2 separate regions of the Mus musculus genome follow, and region 2 is linked to region 1. A link is a loop called in an ENCODE intact Hi-C map of the cell type or tissue named here. Cell type or tissue: heart. All regions are shown on one strand. Each heading gives the region's core, and the rest is flanking DNA. Links, peaks and the distances in the headings are about the cores only.

What was found. Hi-C counts contacts between places; a loop is a spot of excess contacts. Peaks named below come from ENCODE experiments on the same cell type or tissue, not always from the same donor. Only the 100,000 strongest peaks of a DNase experiment are listed, where the experiment ranks them.
Region 2: a loop joins it to region 1, with 6 times the contacts of the local background. A loop is called at or near these places in 14 of 42 quality-filtered maps.

The regions. Positions count from the first base shown.
Region 1 is chr15:98,988,699-98,999,226 of GRCm38, forward strand. 4930578M01Rik (RIKEN cDNA 4930578M01 gene) reads left to right here. Exons shown (of 4, transcript NR_045991.1): 4 at 42-583. Among named protein-coding and RNA genes, the nearest start is that of 4930578M01Rik, 8.0 kb to the left of the region's middle. In heart, for the core only: a CTCF peak has its summit at 5,403 (motif pointing left); DNase peaks (open chromatin) are centred at 2,663, 4,023, 4,533, 5,413 and 2 weaker places; H3K4me3 peaks cover 3,097 bases; H3K27ac peaks cover 6,767 bases.
Region 2 is chr15:98,923,266-98,933,793 of GRCm38, forward strand. It overlaps Tuba1b (tubulin, alpha 1B), which reads right to left. Exons shown (of 4, transcript NM_011654.2): 2 at 9,708-9,930; 3 at 9,427-9,575; 4 at 8,164-9,297. The coding sequence ends at 8,317. Gm41396 (a long non-coding RNA gene) reads left to right here. Exons shown (of 5, transcript XR_001781764.2): 3 at 10,296-10,528. Among named protein-coding and RNA genes, the nearest start is that of Tuba1b, 5.9 kb to the right of the region's middle. In heart, for the core only: a CTCF peak has its summit at 5,549 (motif pointing left); a DNase peak (open chromatin) is centred at 5,436; H3K4me3 peaks cover 590 bases.

The DNA of each region.
Region 1 (10,528 bases), core at 1,132-9,131:
AGGTGCAGGTTTGGGCCTTGATTATCCCATTTGTCTTTAAGGAGTCCATTTGTGTTGAAGTTTGGGCCAAGGATGTGGGGCCGTAAAGCCTTGAGCAGCGACACAGCAAGCATAAAGGACTAAGGAAGATGGACGCCTAATACTTTCAGTCTAGGGGGCCAATGACCTGGCTCTGGAACCACCAGCAGAAAGGTTCACCCCTGGATAGTTAGAATACTTACCCTTTTAATGAGATGCTGTGCCTTCCCTTCCCAGAACTCCCACACCCCTGCAGGTTTGCAGGGCTGCACTCAGCCACAAGTGCTTTTCTTTTAGGATCTTAGGGGGAAAAAATGTAACTTTTCCTTTGTTCTATCTTGGCTGCAAGTGGCTGCTCGCTGTTCTGTGTGTGTGTGTGTGTGTGTGTGTGTGTGTGTGACCTCCAACCTCAGATTAGCTGGAATGGGATGGGGTTGTTTTTTTCTTTTTCTCTTCTCCAGTAGTCCCCTCTGGGAAGCTACTGAGATTTCCAGCTTCTCTGCCTGGTCCTTTTGTTTGCTTGTTTGTTTGTTTTAACTTCTGATACAATTGTCCTTCATCTTCTGTTTGCATCCTAAAGTATTTTCTTAAAGAGACTAAGAATCCCAAGAGGGGACACCAATTTCCCCAGGACTGGCGAGATGGTTCACCGAGGAAAAGTACCCACTGTGCAAGCCTGAGAACTGGAGTCTGAGACCCAGTGATGTGTTTATAGAGATAAGGAGAAGGGGGGAATCTGTTCCATGGGGGTGCGGTGAGGTACGGGGGAACGGGATGTCTCAGCGGGCCCAGGCAGAGGCATCCCTTCCCCTTGAGGGACCAGCCACAGGACAGTATAGAATAGAATAGTTTATTCAGGGCATGGGGAGGGAGTTAAAAGGGTAGAATCACCATGGCGCATGCACGCCTTTAATCCCAGCACTCGGGAGGCAGAGGCAGGCGGATTTCTGAGTTTGAGGCCAGCCTGCTCTACAGAGTGAGTTCCAGGACAGCCAGGGCTACACAGAGAAACCCTGATTTGAAAAAACAAAACAAAACAAAAAGAGGGTGAGAGAGAAGTAGAGGAGGCTGGCCATGACCATGAGCACGTGACAAGAGGGATGGGGAAAGCAATGGGAAGGGGAGAGACAGAGAGAGAAGCAAGAGATCAAGAGAACGAGAGGAGGGGGCAAGCAGCCCATTTTATAGTGGGCCAGGCCTACCTGGCTGTTGCCAGGTAACTGTGGGGCGGAGCTTCGACAGAATGCTAACACCCAGGGCCCAAATAAAGGTGGAAAGAGGGAACCTGCTCCACATGGGCCTCTCACATCTGCATGCCCCCCCACAGCCCTGCAATGATACAAGAGCTAAAGACTTGAGAATGGAGTCTTTTTCAAAATAAACAACAACAACAAAAATCAAGGCAGGCCAGTTATAAGCTTCAGCAGCTCCCGGAGAGGCTGAAAGGAAACTAATAACAACAAAGCCCCCCCCCCCCCCCCCCCGGGGCCGTCTGTATTAGGTCAGACATGGCGGACAAGGAGCCACGTGGTGCTTTAGAGGCTTTGGAGAAAAAGGAGGGCGACTCAGAGTTGGGGGGTGGGGGTGGGGCAAGAGCCCAGCAAAGCATGCTTAGAAAAGAGATAGAAGGAAGAAAGAGCAAGAGTGGGAGAAGTTAAGTTTTTCTGGATAATTCAGAATAATACCTGGCTGTGATCCCACGGCCCTGCAAGCGTCAGCACTAGGGGTGCAGTGGGGGGTGGGGGGGTTGGGGGGAGCACAGTACCTCATTAAAGAACTGTTAGATTATGATATGTGTCTCTATCATGGCTTAAGGATGCTAGGGACGGTCCCTTGGCTAAACGACTGACTCAGCCTAACTGAAAGGTTAGGCCTCCGCCAAGGCCAGATATTTCATCAGTTGTTTGTGTGTGTGTTTGTGTGTGTTTACTGTAACACCCACCTCATACACAAACAATAGCAGTAAATACAATTTTAATAAATGGAAAGATCCCCAGTTTGGAAAGAGAAAATGACCGGGTGTTTCGGTGCCCCACCCAGTCTGCGCACTGCAGACTTCTTCCCCAAGTAACAGTTTTTGTTTTTGTTTTTTTCTCGGAGGTTAGCTCTGGCTCTCACTCTTAGCTTAGCACACTGATTTTGCAGATGAAAAGCGGCCAAGGGTGTGGTGGCAGAAGGGAGGGCTCCGGGGGGCTCTTTCTCTCCCGAAACAGCTACAGCTTAGGATCTGTACTGAGTTGCCTCTTCCCGAAGGCAGTCTTTGTGTTTTATTTCATTTTGAGGAGAAAGGACACACTTAGGAAATTTTGCTTGGGAGCTCAGATTCAAATTTTCAAAAGGTGGGAGTGCTGCTGATTTAGGCAGGGCTGCAAAGCTTTGGGTTTTGCACAACTAAAGGAGAAAAACAAAACTCACAGCAGGTTAGAATTCTAAATATAGACGGACCACCTTGCTTTTCCTGGAGTTCAGGGCTCCAGAAGATCCAAGACCGATAGCAGGGGTGAGGGGTTTATTCTGCCAACTCCTCCTAAGAGAGGGGACCAGCTGGTGGAGAAGGGGAAGGGACAGGTGAGAAGGGAGGAGGGGAGAAGAGAAGGAGCCTTCTCCTTAACGAAGAAAAAGCCCGCTCCCCTCCCCCCTCAGAAGTGCTTGGCTTTGTGTGAGCAGACGTTCTCTGGGGAGTCCTCCAAGGGAGGCCCCTGCCGTGTCCATGCTTAGTTTAGTAGCCTTTGGTTCAACAGTCCAGGGTCGGGCAGGGAGATGTGTGCCTGCATTGTATTAATGTTTTCAGCTTCTCTGTTCTTGTATCTTCTAGCTGAAGGACACTTAGGTACAGTTAGGGGAGGCTTTCCCCTCCTTCCTCCCGGCAGATAAACAAATGTCAAACATCTTCCTGGCCCGATTCACTAAAAGTTACTAAATATCCCCCTTTGTCCTCAAAACAAAGAACCCCTAGTGCTCATCAGGATGGATCCGGATTGCGAGGGCTTGGAGCCCAGACACCTAAGGGACCTACTAACCCAGCTTTTCTCCCTCCTCTTGCCTTTGACCTCCTAATTCAGGTTTTTCTGGCACTGCCGTTGTGAACAAGAGCCTATAATTAATGCTTACACATGAGCCGAGATGGGAATCACGGTCTTCAGGTTAAACAGGGACCCAGTAAATAGCATCCCTTCTACTTTTCCTGCCATGGGGACTTTTACCATTTCAGACAGCTGGACGTGGAAACGCATGCCTTTAATCCCCAGCACTCCAGAGGCAGAAGGATAAATCTCTATGGATCAAATGCCATCCAGAGTTATATGATGAGACCCTGTCTCAAACAAACAAAATCAGCTCTATGTATACACAGTGCATTCTAATCACTGTTATACCCAGCTTCTCTATTTCCCTCCCAGTCTGTGGGACCTCTTATTGTTTCTGTTTTGTGCCCACTGAGTTAGCCAGGGCTCCCTTTGTGGCCACAGGCTGGTTTGCTGCGTTCACTGGAACAGTCTGAACTGCTTGGGTACAAGGCTGAAGACAATGCCTGTCCCTCCCCAGAGTGCATCACAGTGGTTCAGAGTTCAGGTTGGAAGCGTGGCCTCCTGGATCTCTGACAGCCCTGGCCAACTGCATAATTTCAGGTGCAAGCGTGCTATGAAAGCGCCCATCTGTGGATCTTCATTCTCTTACAAGAAGTCAAACGCAGTTAGGAAAGAGTTTTAAAATCAGCAGTCGCTGTGAGTGGAAGATACTAAGGAAGACCTAATCACCGAATAATGTGAACACAGGGTTGGTTGTCCATGAGACAGCACCTGCTACTTAATGAAAGCAACACAGTAAGAGCTGCGTTAGCATCATCCTGCCTGGTTCCCGGCAACCAGGCAGGCTCAGGAGCAGATAGCAATCTGTCATCTTTCTGCCGGCTTCAGCTATAGGGGAGAAACAGAAACGTGGTACCACAATCCACTTCCAGTGGATGATGGTGACGTGTTCTAAGGAGATGGGTGCAGAGGCTCTTGTCAAATGAGGGAAGAGAAAACGGAAGTGGGGAGAGGAGGCGGGACTCCAGAAACCTCACTGCAACCTTCCTAGAATAATATTGCCAGACAGAAATGGCAAGCGCATCCACGTTTAAAACGCAATTCCCTGCTCATATTTAAAGCCTGCCTTAAAGCCCCATTAATATTTGACAAGTCCCATTAAGACAGGGATAAAATAAAATTAAAGTGGACCCCTATCAGGTTCTGCTTGCCATCCTCCACTGGAGTGGTCTAAAATGACAACGTTATACAAATCAAATCCACCCTTTTTCGCTTTAGGAATTAAAGCCGCTAAAACCCCCAGGGAGACTGCCTTCCCTAACTATAGCAGGCATCGAACTTTCTCTTCCTGGCAGAGGGGCGGCTCCAGCTATGTCCCTGGCTCCTAAGGTCCTGGTGAGCTCTCTGGAATGTGCAGGGTCCACGCCCTGCGAGCCCAGCTCTTTGTCGCCTGTAACCAGCAGGCGGCGCTGTCCCCGCGCTGCGGCCACCGCCCGGCTTCCTCCGAGGCCATTTCCGTCGCAGCGGGTGAGCTCACCGCCGCCACGCCTTGGAAGTCACCCTGGGCGATTGCTTAAGTTTCTGGACCATCCTGCCTCTTCTTTTATGTAACGTCTCTTGATTTCTTTTTAACGTTTCATACGTTTACACGGCGAGTATTGATCCTAGCCGAGAATTCTACCTCTGAGCTGTATCCCCAGCCCCTTTGTGCTCCCGTGGCGATTACTACTGTTTGAAAAACGTGGGCAGGCCCAAGGGCTCAATGGAGAAAAGCGCTTGCAGCTCAGGCCCTGCTCATTGAGAGTAATTCCTGGAGCACACTTGGAAACCACACCGCAAACAGTGGTACTTTGCCCTGCACACATGCCCCCACTCAAATACTTAGGCGTGGAGCAGCGGCTCAGCAGTAAAGAGTGCTTACTGATCTTGGAGAGGACAAGGTTCGGCTCCATAGCACCGACGGTCTCACTATTCACAACTGCCTGTTACTCAGGTTCTAAGAAATCAGGTGACTTCAAGCCTCTATGTAGGTGGAGCACATAAACACACACAGCTACATATGGGACATATAAATCCTTTTTTAAAAAAAAACAAACAAAAGTGGAACATGTAATGAACAAAGTGCAAATATTTCAAAAACAAAACAAAACCAACCTGCATTTTTTGAGTTGTTATCAATTAACTTTTTAAAAGACCTCAACATTAATTTTACCAGTTCTAATAAAAAAAAAAAGGCCTCTGACGCAACGAAGAAGGCATTATATGCTGAAAATGAGAATATCTTTTTAATCTTGTTTCCCCCTGCCTTCTACAAGCATGGCATACACAAAAGCCGGAGAAAATTCAGCTGTGGCGCCATCTGCTGGACACTCTGACTTGCTGCAAGAACTTGCAGGTCGAATCAGTAAGGTGTCGCGGTTGGTCGCGAAAACCTCGCTTTTTGCCCAGGAAATAGCGCCAAGGCAGTATTACATGCTCATACAAAACCAAATACATACATACATACATACATACATACATACATACATACATACATACATACATACATACATACATACCACTAACACTAAATAATAATAACTTAGCCGGGAAGGTGTGGCACATACCTTTATTTCTAGTACTCTGGAGTCAGTGGCAGGCGATCTGTGTGTTCGAGGCCAGCCTGGTCTACAAAGTGAGTTCTAGCATAGCTAAGGTTACACAGAGAAACCCTGTCTTGAAAAAACCAAAACCAAAACAAACCCCTATGAAACTGGCCCTTTGATAGAAAAAATGCTTTGGGAATGATGGTCACAGGTAAGCCCAGGGTCACATACTCTATGGCACGAGGCAGAATTCACTTAATTATATGCCTCCATGTTGAGCATTAGCTGAAAACTAAAAGCTTGTTTTTCAGCACTGCACACAACTGAGTATCCGGGACAGACGAAGTCACCGTTCCCTTGTTCTCTTGAACGGACTGATTTTGCTGAAGGAAAGAAGTGTAAAAGTGTGGCAAATTGAGCTGGGAGCTTGAAGGTGGTCTGCGGTAGCCTGGGTGGGGTTTGGAACTCTTTTTTTCTCTCTCTCTCTTTTTTATTAGGTATTTTCCTCATTTACATTTCCAATGCTATCCCAAAAGTCCCCCATACCAACCCCCCCAATCCCCCACCCACCCACTCCCCCTTTTTGGCCCTGGTGTTCCCCTGTACTGGGGCATATACAGTTTGCATGTCCAATGGGCCTCTCTTTCCAGTGATGGCTGACTAGGCCATCTTTTGATACATATGCAGCTAGAGTCAAGAGCTCCGGGGTACTGGTTAGGAACTCTTCATTAAGCCCTGCCTCCAGTTTTTCAAACTCTTGGGTAAGATCTGATTTACTTGAAGATTTTTCTATTTAGGAGAGGCAGGCCCTTTCCACACAAGGGTCTAAGCCCATTTGCAAACACATTTATTCAGAGGCTTTCGCGTAAACATTGCTTAGTTGAAATACTTCACTCAGCATCCTTGCAATTTTGTTGCAACACATTCAGAAGCCACTTGGGGAAACCCGGGGAAAGCAGAAATGTAGATCAGATTAAAACTGGCCCACCCACCTGGGAAATCGGGGTTCCGCTGCAGAAGCCTTGGTAATGGAAACATATTAACAACACAGAGCTCTGACCACCGGCGCTTCAGGGTCACCTTGAACAAGACTAAGTTTTTATATTCTGGGATGAGCTTTTAATGGTTTTCCTGAGATGAAATAACTTCAACCTTGTGGCCTGCAGGAGCCCAGCTGATTACAAAATCCCGGGTTCCTGTCAGGTAACGTCCATATTCAGTCAGTGTGTTCTAAGAGCTTCCTCTGCTTCTTCAATAACTAGGCCCTGCAGGGTGAGACTGTCGGATCCACTGCTAGCAGCATTAGCCCTCTCAAGGGACACGTGGAGAAGATTCAGCAGCCACCAAGAACACAGAGTGGGAAATAAATGTCCCCTCTAGCAAGGGCTGAATGGCTTGTCAGCAGATGAGAGAGGGGTTTTGTCAGTTTGCTTGGCTTTTAAAACAATCTTTCTGTGTAGCTCAGGCTAGCCCCAAACTTGGGGTAACATTGCTTCATTTTCCTTAGCACTAGGGTAACATCTAACCATAAATTATGCACCGATGCTCTTCTTTTTTTTTTCTTTTAGATTTACTTATTATTATATGTAAGTACATTGTAGCTGTCTTCAGACACCCCAGAAGAGGGCATCAGATCTCATTATGGGGGATTGTGAGCCACCATGTGGTTGCTGGGATTTGAACTCAGGACCTTTGGAAGAGCAGTCAGTGCTTTTAACCGCTGAGTCATCTCTCCAGCCCATGGATGCTCTTCTATATCGAGTTTCCACTCTGCTTATCATATAGGGAACAATAAATGCATAGCAGCCATGAAAATGACTGGTTTTGTGTCCTTGGAGGAAAAGGAGGGAGCAGGTAGAGAGGCAGCTAGGAAAACTGCAAGGGGAAAAGGTTATCCTGAGAGTCAGCGACCCTCAGAAAACAGGCGCCGTCTCAGCTGATAGCAAGAAGCTATAAAAGGAACAGGAACCCTTAGGGGCATTCCACTGCAGGCTGCCTGAGTGCTTTCTACATATGGGAATAGATACAATTATTAAATATTGCTATAGTGTTCCCAACTCAAGGGCATGGTACACTTTCTGGAATAATAATGTAAATAAAAAATAATAAAAATAATTTTAAAAAATGGGAGGTACTTTTAATTTTCTTTACCCATGTGCCCTTTGTTGCTTTGTAGAATGGGGCTTCCAACCTAGATCCACCTCACAGGCCCAGGAAGTCTCAAATCCCCGAGCTCTGGCTCCAGGTGGAGAGGAATTTTAAACATATTTATTACCGGGCGTGGTGGCACACGCTTTAATCCCAGCACTCGGGAGGCAGAGGCAGGCGGATTTCTGAGTTCGAGGCCAGCCTGGTCTCCAGAGTGAGTTCCAGGACAGCCAGGGCTACACAGAGAAACCCTGTCTCGAAAAACTATTAATTATTTATTCACGTGTCAGGACCCGCAGAACTGGAGTTACAGGCAGTTGTGAGCCGCCACGTGGGTGGTGGGTGTCAAACCCAGGTCCTCTAGAAGAGCGTCTAGCGCTCTTAACCGCTGACCCAGCTCCTCAGCCCCAGGCATGATTCTTGATTACAGGAAAGGTTTGAAGAAGAAGGCTTTTCAAAATGCTGCATTGTGGAGTAAAAACAGAGGCGTCATTTCAGTCCTTGTGAGGAAGCTCCCAGTTTGGGGCTGATCAGAGCAAAGCCAAATGCCATCTGGTTGGAAAGGAACCGTGAAATCTTAGAGGTGGGAGCTGATGATCTGTGGTTGCTTTCCAGAATGGAGCTGGCAAGAGCCAGGCCTGGTGGGACAGGCTTCTGATCACAGCTACTAGGGAGGCTGAGGCAGTATCGTGGGGGCATCCACCAGAGAAGACCGGTGAGACAGGGATGTAAGCCAATAGAAAGTCTTTATTAGCTGGCAGAGACTATACTGGGTGTTCAAATCCCACCGTAGCACTAAGCCTTTCTCAGGTAAGCTTTTAAGCACAAAAACCATGTCCTGGATCGACATCCTTCGGTAAACAAGAACAATTAGCCAGGAGCAGAACTACAGAAGCCAAAAAGCAAGCTTAGTACATTTAGAGACTTTCCCAGAGCTATGGACGTTGATGGATTAGGTCTTTGTTTTAGTTTTGGCAGGTGGTGCTGTCTAAGTGCTGAGTTCTACAGCCTGAATGGTACGGAGTCAGTTGTGCTAAGACCCGCAGCCCTGTTACAGTAGGAGTAGGAAGTTCTCAAGCTCAAGGCATACCTGTCTACAGAGACCGTAGTTAGTACGGCATGTGTAAATCCCTAATGAAAAGGTACAGGGTCCAAAATGCTGCTCAGCTCAGAGAAGGCAACTTGTAAGGACTCTGGTGGGGGGCCGTGGTGTGGCTCAGTGGGTAGAGTGTTCGCCTAACATGCAGGAAGTCCTGAGTTTGAGCCCCAGCACCACCTAAGCCAAGTATGATGGTGACATAGTTGCAATCCTAGCACTCAGGAGGTGTAAGAGTTCAAGGCCATCCTTAGCTACATAGTGAATTCTAGGTCAGCCTTGTCTAGAGAGTGTGACCCTGTCTCAAATAGAAAAATAAGAGAAATGGAAAAGAGCCCAAACTTACTTTCTGAGGGTTTGATAAAACACATTCTTTGTATCACAGCAAACCAATAAACAATCCTCATTGTGATGTTAATGCTAATTGTCAGCTTGATAGACAACAAAGATGGGCACCCTTGGTGGTATGCCTCTGGAAGATTCTCTCGGTTGCCTTGAGGCCGGATCCATTGTGTGTGCAGCGGGGCCCATTCATTCCCTGGTGGATCCTGGACTGTGTAACTGGAGAGGGGGATTGGGCAGCAGCTTGTATCCATTGCTTTTCCTGGCTGTGGAGGCAAAGGGACCTCTGTTTTAAGCTGCTGATGTCTGGACTTCCCTGATAAGATGGACGGTTGTGCGGGGTCTCTGCACACACAAGCTGGCAGAGTGTCTGTCTCCGTGAGCCAAGAAGAAAGTCTGGTTGGTCCAAACTTCAAAGACTCTGGACACCGGGAAGTTTATTTTAGGCACATTTAAGTACAGTACAAACTGGAAAAAAGTTTCCCGGTGTAACACAATCCTGTGTGTACAATAAAAGCTGTGTGAACAATGACATCAAAACTCTTTCCAAAGTACATGTCACCTCTTCCCTGAAGACGGGTTCTATAGATAGACTACAGTGTCATCTGAAGGGCCTGGGAAAGATCCAGTGTGTTCTCAGCCATATAGGACAGAGGTCACCCTGGCTACTAACCACACCCATTCCCAGCCTCCTGGGTGGAGAAGAGGTAGGTTATAATCTCATCTCTTCCCCGAGTGTTTACCTTCCCTGGCCTCTCAAGTGGGGGTGGAGGTGGGGGTGGGGGTCGAATCTCAGATAATGTGCATATGAGACATTTATCATTCCGAGCAGCAAAGTTGCCGATATGAAGTAGCAATGAAATAGCTTTATGGTTGGGGGTCATCACAACATGAGGGACTGTGTTAAAGGGCTGCAGCCTCAGGAAGGCTGACAGTATCTGTTCCAGTACTTTTCAGTGAACACAAGGACCTCGTGCCCTCTACAGAACCGCGAACCACAGGAAACAATAAACCCTTTCTCCTCTGCTAAGTTGCCTTTGTTTGCTGTTTTATCCCAGCCACAGGAAAAGGAACTGAGACACGAATTTTCTAAATAAAATAAAATAAAATTCTCAGATGCTGGAGAGATGGCTCAGCGGTTAAGAGCACTGACTGCTCTTCCAGAGGTCCTGAGTTCAAATCCCAGCAACCACATGGTGGCTCACAATCATCTCTAATGGGATCCGATGCCCTCCTCTGGTGTGTCTGTAGACAGCTACAGTGTACTTATATACATAAAATAAATAAATAAATCTTTTAAAAAATCCTCACAA
Region 2 (10,528 bases), core at 1,105-9,104, 65 kb before region 1:
TGTAAGCTCTCAGCTACTGCTCTAGTGCTGTGCCTGCCTGACAGCTGCCATGCTCCCCACCGTGATGGTCATGGACTCACCCTCTGAAACTGTGAACTCCAAATTAAATGCTTTCTTTTATAAGTTGCCTTGGTCATGTTTTTGTTTGTTTGTTTGGTTTGGTTTTGTCACAGCAATAAAACAGTAACTGAGACATTCATACACATAATTTAAAATGTTAAAAATAAAGTCTTTTTTAAAAAGTAAGTCAGGTGTGGCGGCACATGCCTTTAATCCCAGCACTCTTGAGGACAAGACAATCAAATCTCTGTGAGTGTGAAGCCATCCTGGTCTACATAGGACATCCAGGGCTATGTAGAAAGACTCTGTCTCAATTAATTGATTAATTAGTTAGTGAATTTTAAAGAGAGAGAGCTGCAGAGGCAGTTCAGAGCTTAAGAGCATGCATTGCTTTTGCAAAGGACCTGAGCTGGATTCTTATCACCCACCCTGGACAGCTCTTCGCTACCTGCAACTTCAGCTCTAGGGGGAATCTGTGTGCGCATATATGTGTGTGTGTGTGTGTGTGTGTGTGCTTATACTTATACTCATGATTAAAATATAAAAATATTTAAAAAATAAATCAGTAGTAAAGTATGCCAAGTTGATTGGTGTGAGGGAGATTCATCTGTCCTAAAGACCGCTCCAAGGCCCTCGCAGGTGGAACAATAGGGTGGCTTGACTTGTGTCTTTTTTTAAACAAATTCCAACCTTGGGGTTTGATTTCACACCACTTCCTCCCCTCCCTCTCGTGTGTGTGTGTGTGTGTGTGTGTGTGTCTGTGTCTGTGTGCGTGTGTGTCTGCGTGTGTCTGTGTGTGTGTGAGATGCTGAAGATTGAACAAACAGTTTTGAGTAAATATTGCATGCACTCCCCTGCTGACATATACATTAGCCCAGAATGTTTCTTTTTTTTTTTTTTTTTTTTTAAGATTTACTTATTATATATGAGTACACTGTAGCTGTCTTCAGACACCCCAGAAGAGGGCACAAGATCTCATTGCAGATGGTTGTGAGCCACCATGTGGTTGCTGGGATTTGAACTCCTGACCTTCGGAAGAGCAGTCGGGTGCTCTTACCCACTGAGCCATCTCACCAGCCCGCTTTTTGGTTTTTTGAGACAGGGTTTCTCTGTGTAGCCTTGGCTGTCCTGGAACTCACTCTGTAGACCAGGCTGGCCTCAAACTCAGAAATCCACCTGCCTCTGCCTCCCCAGTGCTGGGATTAAAGGTGTGCACCACCACCTCCGGGATCCAGAATGTTTCTTAAAGAGAGATCTGTGTCGGAGGCTACCCTGGTCTACAGGGCAAGTTCCAGGATAGCCAGTGCCACACAGAGAAAATCCTGTCTCAACAAAACAAAAACCAAAGAACAAACAATATACCACCAGATCAGGGGCAGATCTACTGCTCTCTGGATGGGCTGGAATGTGTGCCCTGGTCCACAGCCCACATCACATACACCTTGCCAGATTTTCTATTTATTTTGTTGGCTCAGACTTTGTATCTGAGATCTAGGTCCTCTCTACTGTAACCCGGTGTTGTCCTCATTCCAGCCTTCTATTCAGTCCTTAGGAGGCCTTTCCACACCCTTTCTGACCTCAGGACTCTGGATCTGTTGTAGATCACTCCCAGCTCGCTCCTGGCTGGCTCCCTAACCCAGGATGGCCTTGAAATGTCTGATCTTTCACCCATTTATCTCCTGGTTTAAATTTTACAGTTCATGGTCGTCTCCCTCACCACCTTATCTAAAGCAACCCACTTTTTAATTTTTAAATTGTTTTGTATATATGTCCAGGCACATTCATGGCACTGTAATGTATGGAGGTCAAAGAACAACTTCCAGGACTGGGCTCTTTCTATCTTGTGGGTCTTGAGACTCATGCTCAAGTCTTCAGATTTGTCACTTTAGGCTAAAGCCATTTCACCAGCCCAAGCAACCTGTTTTTTCATGTTATCAGAAGTTGCCATAGTTGGATTTAACTTGCGTATATTAATTTGCTGGCCTTCTCCCATATAGACTTCTCTAGAGAATCATGTTTGTCTTGAACTAAGTGATTTTCTTAGCTTTTGACCTGCTGTACATACCCAAGGACAAACATTTGCAAACATAGGAAGAAAAAAAATAGCCAGCATTATTAATAATCAAAAGATTTAGGTTCTGAGTCTACTAGTCTGTTGTTCTGAGCTATACTACACTTTATCTCACCTTCCAGTCAGAATTTTTTGTTTGTTTTTTGCCTGTGCTGGGGATCCAATCCAGGACCTGCTAGTACATGCTAGGTAAACACTCTACCATTGATCTATAATCCAGCCCTCCAGACCTCACTTTTTTTGTTTTAAGTCAGGGCTGTACTCCATAGCCCAGGCTGGTTAGAAATGAACTATGTAGTCTAGGCTATCATCTTCAAACTCATGGAGTGTGGGAAGCCACATGTGCCGTTGCTGAGTGGCACTGACTACTGCTGGCCACCACGCATAAGATTGGACAAACAACCAATGTGTACATATGCAGGAAAGTTTTTTGCAAAAACACTGCCTGGCCCAGGCATGATAATGAGGTTCTGTAAGGTACTGAGAGTATAACCAATCGGATGTGAGACATGCAAATGAGATATGATAATGAGGTTCTGTAAGGTACTAAGAGAGAGTAGCCAATCAGATGAGGAACATGCAAATGAGGCTTAGTGCATAACCAATCCGGGTATGAGACACGCCTCTCCTAGGCCTATAAAAGCAGCACCAGTTCTGGGCTCGAAGTCTTTTCGCCTCTGCAATCAAGCTCTCCCAATAAACGTGTGCAGAAGGATCCTGTTGCAGCGTAGTTCTTGCTGGTCGAGTCCGGTGCGCGCAAGAATGGAGGTCCTCCTGCCTCCGACTCTCACAGGCACTAATTATTATGGAATCTGAGTATACATTGAACATCTACGGAGAACTGATTTTGAGCCTGTTTTACTTATTTTGAGACAAGGTCTCGCTGTGTAACTCAGGCTAGCCTCTAGTGCTGGAATTATGGAAATATAACACTACAATCTGGCCTGAAGTGCACTTTAGAAGGCAAAATGCCCAGGACTACAGAGATGGCTCAGCAGGTGAGAGCACTTGTTGCTCTTGCAGAGGACCTGGGTCGAGTTCCCAGCACCTACATGGTAGCTCACGACCTGTAACCGTTAGTCCTAGGCAAAACCAGTGCCGTCTTCTGGCCTGACTTTCCTTAGGCGCATGCACACTTTGTTTGTTTGTTTTGAGTTACCGTGTAACTCTAGCTGGCCTAGAACATGTTGACTAGGCTGGCTTCAAACTTACATACCCAACAAAAGTAAAATTTGATAATGATGATATAATGATGATGATGCAGAGCTAGAGCTAGGCAGTGGTGGCACACACCTTTAATCCCAGCACTCATACTTCGGAGGCAGAGACAGGCAGATCTTTATGAGTTCGAGGCTAGCCTGATCTACAGAGCAACTTCCAGGACAGCCAGGGCTGCACAGAGAAACCATCCAACCTTTGTGACATAGTTATTCCCCCTAGCCAGGGCTAGGAAAAAAGAAAAAAATAAAAAAAAAAAAAGAAAAAAAAAAGGTATCAATACAGCTAGTCAAGTCAGAACTGTACAGTGTAAATTCAAGCTGCAGTAGAAAGAGCTTAGAAGATCTAGGAGAAATAGCCTAGTCTGGCATCAACCTGTGACTTAACCCTCTGCAAGCCCAGTACCTTACGTTTCCTTCTGTGATAGGTCTTCCTGTGTAGCCAAACTAGCCAAAAGCTCCCCGAATGAATCTCCTCACTCGGCTTCCCACTGTTAACATGGCTGTTAATGTTTACTGGCCTACTGAGGACAGGTGGCACCTGACTTGGGGCATAGGATGTGACCCCAAATTTGATAACACACTCTCTCCAGATTCCCCAAAGGGATTTCTACCTCTCTAAGTTTCAAAAACTACCATTGAGCACTGAGTGGTTGCGATAGAGTACAGCTTTAATCCCAGCACTCAGGCAGCAGAGGCAGGTGGTTCTGAGTTCAAGGCCAGCCTGGTCTAGAGAGCGAGTTCCAGGACAGCCAGGGCTATGCAGAGAAACCCTGTCTCAAAAACTGAAAAAAAAGTACCAGTGAGCACTGAACGAAGGTCCATGCTTTCCACCGTCCCAGGATTCTCAGCCTGTCTCTCCTGCCTCAGTCGATTAAAGTGCTTACAATCCTTTTCTTTAAAAGGATATTAAAGAAAACCTCCATTTGGATGAAACCTGCTTTCATTTCATACTTGGTTCAGTGCAAGGGTGCCTGCGTGGTATGCACAACGCCCTGAGTTCATCCACAGAGCCAATAAAAAGACAAAGAAGGGCTGGGACTGTAGCTCAGTTGTCAGAATGATTGCCCAGCATTCACACACACACACACACACACACACACACACACACTCCTGCGCACAAGAACACAAGATGAGGGATATGACTCTGCTTTCTTTTCTTACTTTTTGTTTCGTTTTTCAGTTTTCAAGACAGGGAGTTTCTCTGTGTAGTCCTGGGTGTCCTGGAACTCATAGATCTGGAATCCACAGAGATCCATCCACCTGCCTCTGCCTCTCACATTCCGAGATAAAAGGCATACACCACCACTGCTCAGCACCTCTGCCTTCCTCATTCAAACTCTTCCTCTGAACACTGGAACACAGCATCCACAAGCTGTCAGTTGAGAGTGGCAGAGGGGAAGAAGCTAGTTCTAGCAACACAGTGTCAACAGTAGCAGCCTGGAGATGACCACCAGTGACTATTTCTTTTTTCTTTCTTTCTTTTTTTTTTTAAAGATGACCTATGACTTTTTTTTTAGAATAATTTATTTATTTATTTATTTATATAAGTACATTATAGCTGTCTTCAGGCACCCCAGAAGAGGGCATCAGATGGATCCCATTACAGATGGTTGTGAGCCACCATGTGGTTTCTGGGATTTGAACTCAGGACCTCCGGAAGAGCAGCCAGTGCTCTTAACCTCTGAGCCATCTCTCCAGCCCTAGTGATTATTTCTTTGTATCAGTATTGAGTTTAGTTTAGTTTAGTTAATATAGCCACATTCTCTTCTTTAGTTCCTGTTGACCCAGAAGCCATGCCTTTTTTTTCTTTTTTTCTTTTAATTTTTTTTATTAGGTATTTTCCTCGTTTACATTTTCAATGCTATCTCAAAAGTCCGACATACCCCCCCCCTTTTTTTTTTTTACTATTGTCCTGGAGTAGGAGTGGAGAGTTTGGGTCTCAGGTCGAGAAACTTCTTGGGTATGAGGTTGCTTCATTCACTGTGATGGAACACCAGGCACGGCTTCCTCCAGTAGCTGCCAAAACAAAATTTGACAAGCCGTGAATGCTAGGCATGCCCCGTGGGTCACTTCCTGTTTGCTGCATTTTTTTGAGCCTTACCTCCAAGGTGATGGCAAGGGCAGGCTGAGTTCCCAAGGCTTGGCTTGGCTTGGCTTTCCTGGACAGAGAACTCCTTGTCGGTGGTGCCATCTGCAGGGCATTAAGGAATTTGCTAGGCACTTTATGGGAATGGGAGGGGTGGATGTCTTCTCATTCCGCAGTCTCAGACTGAAAGGTTCTTCCTGCCTTCCGTGATGAAATCCTGAATGTCTACCCTGGATCACAGCATGGACCTCCTTAAGGCTGAAAGACCCGTATTCGCTCTAATCCTTTAACAGGCAATATTTAAACCTGGACCCAAAGCTGTGGTATCATCTTCCTTGCTTGCCAATTAAATGTGTCATCTGTGAGATGAGTAACCCGAGTCCTCCCACTTTAACAATGACCTTAGGCGGAAGGTGAAGAACGCTGAGCTCTGAACGCATTTTAGCAGGCTGTGGTTTTTGTTGTTTGTTTGTTGTTTTTGTTTTGTTTTTAGCAAATGTTAAGGCTAATGAGATGCCAAGTTCGATCACCTAAGTTTGATTCTCACAATCCATATGTTGGAAGAAGGGAACCATCTCTGGCTTCCACAGCTACAGGGCCTGACAGGGTGCTGTTAACTCCTGTGAGCAAAGCACAATGGAAATCCACAGTGCAAAGGAAGAAATGGGCCCAGAAGGGGATGGAGCGTCAGGACGGAACAAGAGCCAAGTCTCTCTCTGACCCCAACCCCTCAGGACTCCCCTTCTCCAGAGGCTGCTTAAAGAGGATGTGAGCTGGAAGGAGAATGTGGGAGTTTTACAAACCTTTAAAATGCACATTGACTATAAACAATAAAGATCTTAAGATGGCCACGAACACTTGTACTTTCCTGTAATCCTAGTATTTGGGAAGCTGAGGCAGAAGGACTGCCATAAATTAAAAAAAAAAAAAAAAAAGCCAGGGTGTAGTGGCAGATGCCTATAATCCCAGCATCTAGCCTGAGGCAGAGGCAGAGGCAGAGGCAGAGGCAGAGGCAGAGGCAGGATCTCTCTCAGCTCTAGGCTAGCCTGGTCTACTACAGAGCTGGACAGCTAGGGCTACACACAGAGAAACCCTATCATGAAAAAAAAACAAAAAACAAAACCTCAAAATGGTAACTACAACAAACCGGGCTTAAGAGGGAAAATCAAGATTTAATAATTTTTCAGCCTCCTCTGGGTCACAGGCATCGTCGCCAGGCACTGCACCCTGATCAACTTCTGCCTGATCCTCCTGCCTCCACCTTGAGTCCTGAGATTATAGGCCTCAGCCACCATGCCAGGATGAATGCAGTGTTGGGGCTCAAACCCAAGGCTTCATGAATGCTGGGCAAACATCCCACAAACTAAGCTACAGATGCACTTCTGCATCCCCAAAGGTGTTGCTTTACGACAGGGTCTATGTGGTCCCGGAACTCGGAACTCACAGAGGACTGCCTTGAACTCAAGAGATTCACCTGCCCCTGCCTCTTGCACGCTGAGATTAAAAGTGTGTGCCACCACACCTGGCACAATCTCTCTTGTGAAGACGTTCTGTATCTGTGTGTGAACTCGTGCATGCTCATACAAAACTGTGCACATGTGTGGCCAGAGGTCACCCCAATGTTGTTTCACAGGCATTGTCCACCTTGTTTTGGGTGCTTTAGACTTATTATATGTACACATGTGGAGAATTTGCAGCCTCCAGAAGGCATAGGGACCAGATCTCCCTGGAGCTGGAGCTAGTAAAATAACTAGATGTGGGTGCTTGGGTGAACTTGGGTCCTCTACTAGGTCATTTGTTAGCCTCTACCTTGGTTTTTGTACAATGGTTTTTGAGACAAAGTCTCTCAGTCCGAAGTGGGATTTAGACTGGGTCAGACTTGCTGGTTAGCAAGCACAAGGGCATCTTCCTCCGAATATTCAGCATAAGCCAAATACCTAGTTTGCTTGCTTTTCTTGGGACAGGGTCATTACAGCTCAGGCTGGCCTTGTATTCCTGGTCATCCAGCTTTTATTTTTGGCCTCTAATCCCACACTTGGGAGGCAGAAGCAACCCTGGGCTACATACCAAAATGGATAACAAGACCAGCATAGATAACTAAGACATCGCAAAATAAGTAGAGTATAACAGCAGGTTTATCACTTGTCTTTCATGTCTGGGGCCCTTTGTTCAATCCCAAGTACCAAATATCCTCATAGTGGTATAAATGGGAGTACTTTTATCATTTACCAGTGTTCCCACATCCTGTAGACAGTGTACTCTTCCTTTGGCTCTTTCCTAGTAGGAAATGACCAGTTAACTGTCACCCCTGTAGACTTTACCTTAGCAGTAAGGGACAAAAACTCTTAGACTTCATGCCTTTTGGTAGACCCCAATCCTCAAACTGGAATCAGGGCTAATTGGAATTCATACCACTCTCAAGATATTTGCAGTTCAAACAACACACCCTCCATGCCCTGTGTCAGCCTGGCCTCAATGGAAGTAAGTGCACAACCAGCCTTAAGGATCACTTGACATCTTGGCAAGTATTTTAGGTAGCGTGGAGTCAAGCAAAGCTCCCATGCCATACAGACTTTCTCAGTCTAGTGCTCCCCTAGTACCCAAGAGGCAATGAATCAGCTGAGCGGTTACCTATAATGACTATCACAGGGGATTGCAATTAGCGAGGCAGGCCTAGGCTCATCTGAGCTACAGGATCTGAAACAAAGTATCCAGAAACAAAACTCTTTTCTTAAAGCTTTTACTTTGAGACATCATGGAAAACTTAAGAGGTACAACATGGAGAAGACATGATCACAGAATGGAAACAGCACAGAAGCATCAGTGCCTGCAACTAATACTGGAGCAGTTTGACGACACAGGGGGCTCAAGGAATGGACTTAGTACTCCTCTCCTTCTTCCTCCCCCTCGCCTTCCACAGAATCCACACCAACCTCCTCATAATCCTTCTCTAGGGCAGCCATGTCCTCACGGGCCTCAGAGAACTCACCCTCCTCCATGCCCTCACCCACATACCAGTGCACAAAGGCACGCTTGGCATACATCAGATCAAACTTGTGATCTAGGCGAGCCCAGGCCTCAGCAATGGCTGTGGTGTTGCTCAGCATGCACACAGCTCTCTGCACCTTGGCCAGGTCACCACCGGGTACCACAGTGGGAGGCTGGTAATTAATGCCAACCTTGAAGCCAGTGGGGCACCAGTCTACAAACTGGATGCTGCGCTTGGTCTTGATGGTGGCAATGGCAGCATTGACATCTTTGGGAACCACATCACCACGGTATAGCAGGCAGCAAGCCATGTATTTACCATGGCGAGGGTCACATTTCACCATCTGGTTGGCTGGCTCAAAGCAGGCATTGGTGATCTCTGCTACAGAAAGCTGCTCATGGTAGGCTTTCTCAGCAGAGATGACAGGGGCATAAGTGGCCAGAGGGAAGTGGATGCGAGGGTAGGGTACCAGGTTGGTCTGGAATTCTGTCAGATCAACATTCAGGGCCCCATCAAATCTGAGGGAAGCAGTGATGGAAGACACAATCTGGCTAATAAGGCGGTTAAGGTTGGTGTAGGTTGGGCGCTCAATGTCGAGGTTTCTACGACAGATGTCATAGATGGCCTCATTGTCTACCATGAAGGCACAATCAGAGTGCTCCAGGGTGGTGTGGGTGGTGAGGATGGAATTGTAGGGCTCAACCACAGCAGTGGAAACCTGGGGGGCTGGGTAAATGGAGAACTCCAGCTTGGACTTCTTTCCGTAATCCACAGAGAGCCGCTCCATCAGCAGGGAGGTGAAGCCAGAGCCAGTTCCCCCACCAAAGCTGTGGAAAACCAAGAAGCCCTGGAGACCTGTGCACTGGTCAGCCTGTGGGAGAAAAGGAAATGTAATGTTTTATTAGGAGGGCATAAACTTAGCACTATTTGCAATTCCTTTAGATTGGGAACCAAGACACCCTCCCACTGCATTTTAAACCCATCCATATATGGCATTTACCAGCTTGCGAATCCTGTCCAGGACAAGGTCAATGATCTCCTTGCCAATGGTGTAGTGGCCACGGGCATAGTTATTGGCAGCATCCTCCTTGCCTGTGATGAGCTGCTCAGGATGGAAGAGCTGGCGGTAGGTGCCGGTGCGAACTTCATCTGCAAAGGGAGAAGACATCAGCCATCGGCCACCGAGGACACACACAAGCTCACTCACCCTTCTGGGTCTGGAGAGAGATTCTGAGTATGTGACCAAGAAGGAATGCCTGGGGAAGCCCCCAGCCAGCTTACCGATGACCGTGGGTTCCAGGTCTACGAACACTGCCCGGGGCACATGCTTGCCAGCTCCTGTCTCACTGAAGAAGGTGTTGAAGGAGTCATCTCCTCCCCCAATGGTCTTGTCACTTGGCATCTGGCCATCAGGCTGGATGCCATGTTCCAGGCAGTAGAGCTCCCAGCAGGCATTGCCGATCTGGACACCAGCCTGGCCAACGTGGATGGAGATGCACTCACGCTGTGGTAGGGAAGGAAAAGAAAAAAAAAAAAATCTATTAGCAATGTTGCAAAGTAACTGGAGTTCTTAGTGGCACTATGTGACAAGTTCTGCATGTTCCACACCTAGGTGTGACTACTGCCTTCTCTTTTTGAAAACCAATATACAAAGGCCTTTCATCTACCCTCTGAACTCTGTTTTTGCTCTGGTGTCCATATCTTGGAACAATTTTAGGCACAGGAAGCACGTGGCTGGAGCAGGGAGGGGAGGGGCCCAGCTTCGGGGTCAAGGGACAGGGGCTCTTCAGAATGTGGTAAAGGAGCAGTGTTAGAGCATGCACCTGGAGCAGCCTGCAGGCTGATGGTCTTAACTTCGTCTATTTGTAGGTACAGAGCTCTGCTGTTCTACATATGTCCTGATTCAGCAAGGGATTATCAACTGCCGAGATCCGATTTCTGTTCCCTCAAAACACTTCACTGTCATCATCTGATACCACACAAATTTCTATATCGAGATAGTCGACCTTCTTGCTTTTGGATAACTAAGGTTTGTGGACTATAGTCGAGGAAATATTCCCCGTATTTCTTATGGCTTTCATTAAAAGCAAAAAGGTCGCGGG